2 separate regions of the Homo sapiens genome follow, and region 1 is linked to region 2. Evidence: read pairs that join two places in POLR2A ChIA-PET (ENCODE). Cell type or tissue: GM12878. All regions are shown on one strand. Links, peaks and the distances in the headings refer to the core of each region. The heading gives the core; the rest is flanking DNA. Region 1 overlaps SGMS1 (sphingomyelin synthase 1). Region 2 overlaps SGMS1 (sphingomyelin synthase 1).

Region 1 (2,813 bases), core at 25-2,524, 65 kb after region 2:
AAATTGGCTCCTAGCATTTGATTTTTTCCTATTTTAAAGTTGATTGTCTATATACCTGTTTTAGTACCAGTACCATGCTGTTTTGGTTACTGTAGCCTTGTAGTATAGTTTGAAGTCAGGTAGCGTGATGCTTCCAACTTTGTTCTTTTTGCTTAGGATTGTCTTGGCTTTACAGGCTCTTCTTTGGTTCCATATGAAATTTGAAGTAGGTTTCTCTAGTTCTGTGAAGAAAGTCAGTGGTAGCTTGATGGGAATAGCATTGAAGCTATAAATTACTTTGGGCAGTATGGCCATTTTCATGATATTGATTCTTCCTATCCATAAGCATGGGATGTTTTCCCATTTGTTTGTGTCATCTCTTATTTCCTTGAGTAGTGGTTTGTAGTTCTCCTTGAAGAGGTCCTTCACATCCCTTGTCAGTTGGATTCCTAGGTATTTTATTTTCTTTGTAGCAATTGTGAATGGGAGTTCACTCATGATTTGGCTTTCTGCTTGTCTATTATCAGTGTATAGGAATGCTAGTAATTTTTGCACATTGATTTTGTATCCTGAGACTTTGCTGAAGTTGCTTATCAGCCTAAGGACTTTTTGGGCTGAGATGATAGGGTTTTCTAAATATACAATCATGTCATCTACAAACAGAGACAATTTGACTTACTCTCTTCCTATTTGAATGCGCTTTATTTCTTTCTCTTGCCTTATTGCCCTTTTCCTATAGGACTCCAATACTATGTTGAATAGGAGTGGTGAGAGAGGGCATCCTTGTCTTATGCCAGTTTTCAAAGGGAATGCTTCCAGCATTTGTCCTTTCAGTATGATATTGGCTATGGGTTTGTCATAAATAGCAGGGACATGGGTGAAGCTGGAACCCATCATCCTCAGCAAAGTAACACATGAACAGAAAACCAAAAACCACATGTTCTCACTCATAAATGGGAGCTGGACACAGGGAGGAGAACATTACACACTGGGGCCTGTCATAGGGTAGGGGGAAAGGGGAGGGAAAGCGTTAGGACAAATACCTAATGCATGAGGGGCTTAAAACCTAGATGATGGATTGATAGGTGCAGCAAACCACCATGGCACATGTATACCTAAGTAACAAACCTGCGTGTCAGCACATGTATCCCAGAACTTAAAGTAAAATAACAAATAAATAAATATTTCTTAAAAAGTTGATTATCTCTTGAGAGGAGATTATGTGACTCTTCCTCTCATCAGAGAGGACTGAAATAACACTTTGGCCTCTGTCTGGTCCCTGTGGTTCTCAGGGAGTTTCCTATCTTGGCTGGCTTCCTGTGCTGGGCAAGGGGGAAATGAAGAACCTAGGTGAAAAGCCTGTGTTCATCTCCCTTGGGCCTCAACACTCCACTGAGAATATTTCTTTAGAGTTCTCATACCCATTTCAAGATGTTGAGGGTTCCTTTGGCTGTTTTCCTAACTCTGCTGAGAGTGTTTGAAGGGAGGCCTTGGGTCTGAGGCCAAGGAGTTCCCCTTTTCTTCCTGACCTTCTGCCAGAACTCCCATTTGGCATGTGTGTCTTCTTGACACTCTCTGGGCAGTACTGGTGGCAATTGAAATTCTTTACGGTGGTTTTTAAGCAGTCAGAGATGTACTTTGGTTTTACATTTCTCTAGAGAATGCCCATCTTATTCTCCTTGCGCGTCCAAATTGTTTTACAGCCATTTTCATTGTCAATGGTATTTTCAGCAGGTTTGTTTTCCATTAAGCCATCTACACATTACTAGGTCAAAGGAATATTTTTGAAGATATTGAGCAGACATTGATTATCTTCTGAGCCCTGGGCATGTAGATCTATGGGTGCTTAACATTGTAGCTACTTCACATTCACTCGTAGGCTCTTTGGGGAGTCTAGACAGACACTTAGTCACAGGAAGGTGTGACAGGGAAAGTGCACGGTACTATGGATGCTCAGAAGAGGGAACACCCAGTTTGTTTGCAAAGTCTGAAATATCTTTAAAAGCTATTATTGCCACTTGATTGGTTGTTATATGGACTGAAAAACTGAGAGTGGACTCTCAGAGTAAGATTGGGACTCCCAGAGTAAGATGGGATTCTTTCTAAAGTAAGATTTGGGCCAGCCCGAGCAACATAGTGAGACCCCCCACCCCAATCTCTACAGATATTTTAAAAATTAGCCAGATACAGTGGCATGCACCTGTGGTCCCAGCTTCTGGGAGGCTGAGTTGGGAGAATCACTTGCACCCAGGAGATAGAGATTGCAGTGAGCCATGATTGCACCACAGCACTCCAGCCTGGGCAATAGAGTAAGACCCTGTCTCACCCTGACAAGCAAAAGATTTTGGGATTCAGTAGAGATGAGTCCTATAGGAAAAGGGGCAAGGAGTAGGACAGCCTTGATGAAGTCGGCTTGAGAAATCCTGGTAAATAGTTTCTTTATTGGAGGATTTCCTGGAGGTTTTAACATCCTAATGCATACTGCTATCCCCAGGAGAGATTATAGTATGTATTCCTAGGCTTATTTGGCTATATATTTTTTAAAAGCTTGGAAGATTTTATCAGATTATTATTTCACAAAAACATACTCAGGGAAATAGCATTTCAAGCCCTTAAATCTCCAGATCTTTGCAACAGTCATCATTTGAGAAAAAAAATTAGCCCCCTGGTAGGTAGAGTTTTTTTTATAGTGAGATGTAGTGGACAGTGGCTACTGGATATAATAGATAATTTGAGAAAGAAAAACAAAAGGATATGGGTACCCAAAGACCCATCTGAAAATCACTGCTTTTAGAGCTAGGTTATGTTTCATGAACTTTCACATATGATTTCTT
Region 2 (2,813 bases), core at 36-2,535:
TGCAGCATCATGATCTCGACTCACTGCAACCTCAAGCAGTCTTCCCACCTCAGCCTGCTGAGTAGCTGAGACTACAGGTGTGCCACCATGCCTGGCTAATTTTTTAATATTTTGCAGAGACAAGGTCTCACTGTGTTGCCTAGGTTGGTCTCGAACTCAAACTTGTGGACTCAAGCAATGCTTCTACCTCAGCCTCTCAAAGTGCTGGGATGACAGGTGTGAACCACTGTGCCTGGCTGTAATTAGGTTTTGGAGAGTGTCTAGTAACTGTTATTTGAACAGTGGTCCAAAAACAATAGGCGTCTTCACCTTAGTGTAAAAGCTGAGAGACTTTCAATCAGATGAGGTCCACAGAAAAAAAATTAAAAAATTAAAAACTTTTAAGCTGAGAAATGATACTTTATATTTATTTACTATTACCAATGTGGTAAAAGAGAGATGGTCACATTTTGAAGTCTGTACATTTTGTCCAGTTTAATAAGTGCTTTCTGTTAAGGAGCTATAGTTTGGTGTATGAGAAATCTTCACTAAACTAGGTTTTAGGAGACCTCTTTCTTATCTCCAGTCCAAATCAGATCAGTACAGTCTTCAACCAGTTGTTATGATCTTGGGTGATTAGCTTAACTCAATGGTTCTCTGCAGGGTGCAATTTTAAACCCCCAGGGAAAATTTGGTATATTTGGACACGTTTTTGATTGTCACAGCTGGGGTTGGGGAGGTGTGCTAGTGGCACTTAGTGGATACTGCCATGGATACTGCTAAACATCCTACAGTGCACAGGACAGAGGCCCCACAGCAAAGAGTTATCCTGTCCAAAATGTCAGTAGTGTTATGGTCGAGAAATCCTGGCTTACAAGTTCAATGTATGTATTTCTGTTTCTGACATTTGAATGCCAATCTTTGCTTTAACGAAATCACCAAGTAGCTTTAACAGTATGTTTATAAAAGGCCTTTGAGAGTTAATGTATGCTGAAATCTGCAAGTGTATACAGTGTACACATTTTATCATCAGCAGCACGGTGAAATATTTGCTTTGTTTCCTGGAGGAATATATTATCGTGGTTTGAGAGTCAGATACACCTTTGCTGGAATCTCAGCCCTGCCAGTTTAACTTGCTGTGTGATTTGGGGCAAGTTTCTTTATCTGTGAAAACCAAATCTCTATTTCATAGGGCTTAGAGGAATAAACAAGATATACATGTAAATTATGTAGCACAGTCCTTAGGCACAGTCACAAGAGATAACTTTTTTTTTCAAATTTACATTTTCCAGGTTAATAGAATTGACTGATGCTTTTTAAAATGTAAGATTTGGAAGGAGGATATATAAGGAAGTTAGATTTTTTAATAGTTAAAATATTAAAAATAAAAGGGCTCCTGTTTTCCAAAGGTGATAAATCTTAGGAGAAGTAAATGTCTTTACAGATATCACTTTGGCCTTGTAGGGAATGAAGAATATGCACTAAAGTGAGAAGCACTTATTAGAGGGAGGCATAAGTTGCATGGAAAACAAGAGTCATCTATTTCTTATCAGTCTGGAATTAGCCAATAATATAACTTCTGCATTTGTGAATTGTTCCACTATAAAAACATGTAATGTTTGTTCTTAAGCAGTGTAATTCTATTTTTTAATCTTACTCTTGATATTATGTCTCTTAAATATGTTTTTCCATGCCTTAAGGTGTAAGCAGCACACCTAGCAAATGTATGTGCAAATGTGTCAATTTTGTCATCTTAGTGATTTCTTATACCCTCTCAGCCTTGCCTGAAAAGATAAAGCTTTCATGTGATCACCCTTTCTGTCACTTCCACTTGTGTATCAAGCAAGCTATAGCAGTGTGTAGCTTATCCGTAAGAGCCATTGGCATTGTATGTATTTGACTTAATGGTGTGAATTTTTGTAGGTGATAGGGGTTGGATGGGAAGATTTCAGAGTATTCACAATCCGTCTGTTGTCTACCTTATAAAGGCAGACTGTTTTGCATTTCTGTTAATTTTCCAGGGAGATGGCAATAAGAGGTCCAGCAATGAAAAGTTCCATGGCTTAGGAAGAGGCGCTTTTTCAGTTTGGAGAATTGAAGTTAGGAATTTTTTTGAAAAGTGGTCTTGATTTTCTTTCTCAGTGTCCCTATTGCATTGAATTGTGTAAACCTCACATAAACATGTGACTTGAATCCTCTAGTGGAGTGAGTGTTAGTACCCTCTGCCCCCAGCAGCTTGCCTCTCTATGGGTATCTGGAAGGAAATCTGTCCCCTCACATCATTGGGACAATTCACAGCCAGCTCATCCCTCTCAGGTGGTGGCTGCCCAAGGGGAGCACAGCAGTTCCAGCATAAGGGGCATGTGAAATGTGACTGGCGCACAGATGAAAACATACTTCTCAGAAATTACTAACATAGACTAAGCCCTGCTAGTGCTTAGAGGCCTTCATTAAGCTAACTTTCAAGTTTAATTAACTTTCCTTATCATACAGAAGTAGACGGTGGTGTTCCAGACTCTGATGGCCTCAAGCCGCCCCTGAGTTGCTGGGTAAGCAGTATTGGCAAAGAAACCTGGTGATCCTAACAGAGAATCCTGAACTGGTGATACAAAATTGCATAGTTCTATGGGGTCAGAAGCGGAGAGTTTGATACTCAAACCAAACTGAAAGTCAAGCTGATAATAAATAAACTAAAAGAAAGACTAGGCAGTTTAAAATTTCAGGTGGAACCAGTGACCACAATTCTTGAGACCCCATAAAACAATTTATCCACTTTAGGTGCATTCTGTCACTTTGATTTCTCAGATATGGATGAGACTAGAAATTACCACGCA

The links. Peaks named below come from ENCODE experiments on the same cell type or tissue, not always from the same donor. Only the 100,000 strongest peaks of a DNase experiment are listed, where the experiment ranks them.
Region 1: POLR2A ChIA-PET joins it to region 2 with 7 read pairs; 5 of 35 experiments call an interaction of 5 or more read pairs at or near these places.

The regions. Positions count from the first base shown.
Region 1 is chr10:50,346,209-50,349,021 of GRCh38, reverse strand. The region is part of intron 6 of SGMS1 (sphingomyelin synthase 1); the gene reads left to right. Among named protein-coding and RNA genes, the nearest start is that of ASAH2, 96 kb to the right of the region's middle. In GM12878, for the core only: no CTCF peak of the experiment used is centred there; a DNase peak (open chromatin) is centred at 1,401; H3K27ac peaks cover 1,955 bases.
Region 2 is chr10:50,411,543-50,414,355 of GRCh38, reverse strand. All of the region lies in intron 6 of SGMS1 (sphingomyelin synthase 1), which reads left to right. Among named protein-coding and RNA genes, the nearest start is that of ASAH2, 160 kb to the right of the region's middle. In GM12878, for the core only: no CTCF peak of the experiment used is centred there; no DNase peak of the experiment used is centred there; H3K4me3 peaks cover 2,062 bases; H3K27ac peaks cover 280 bases.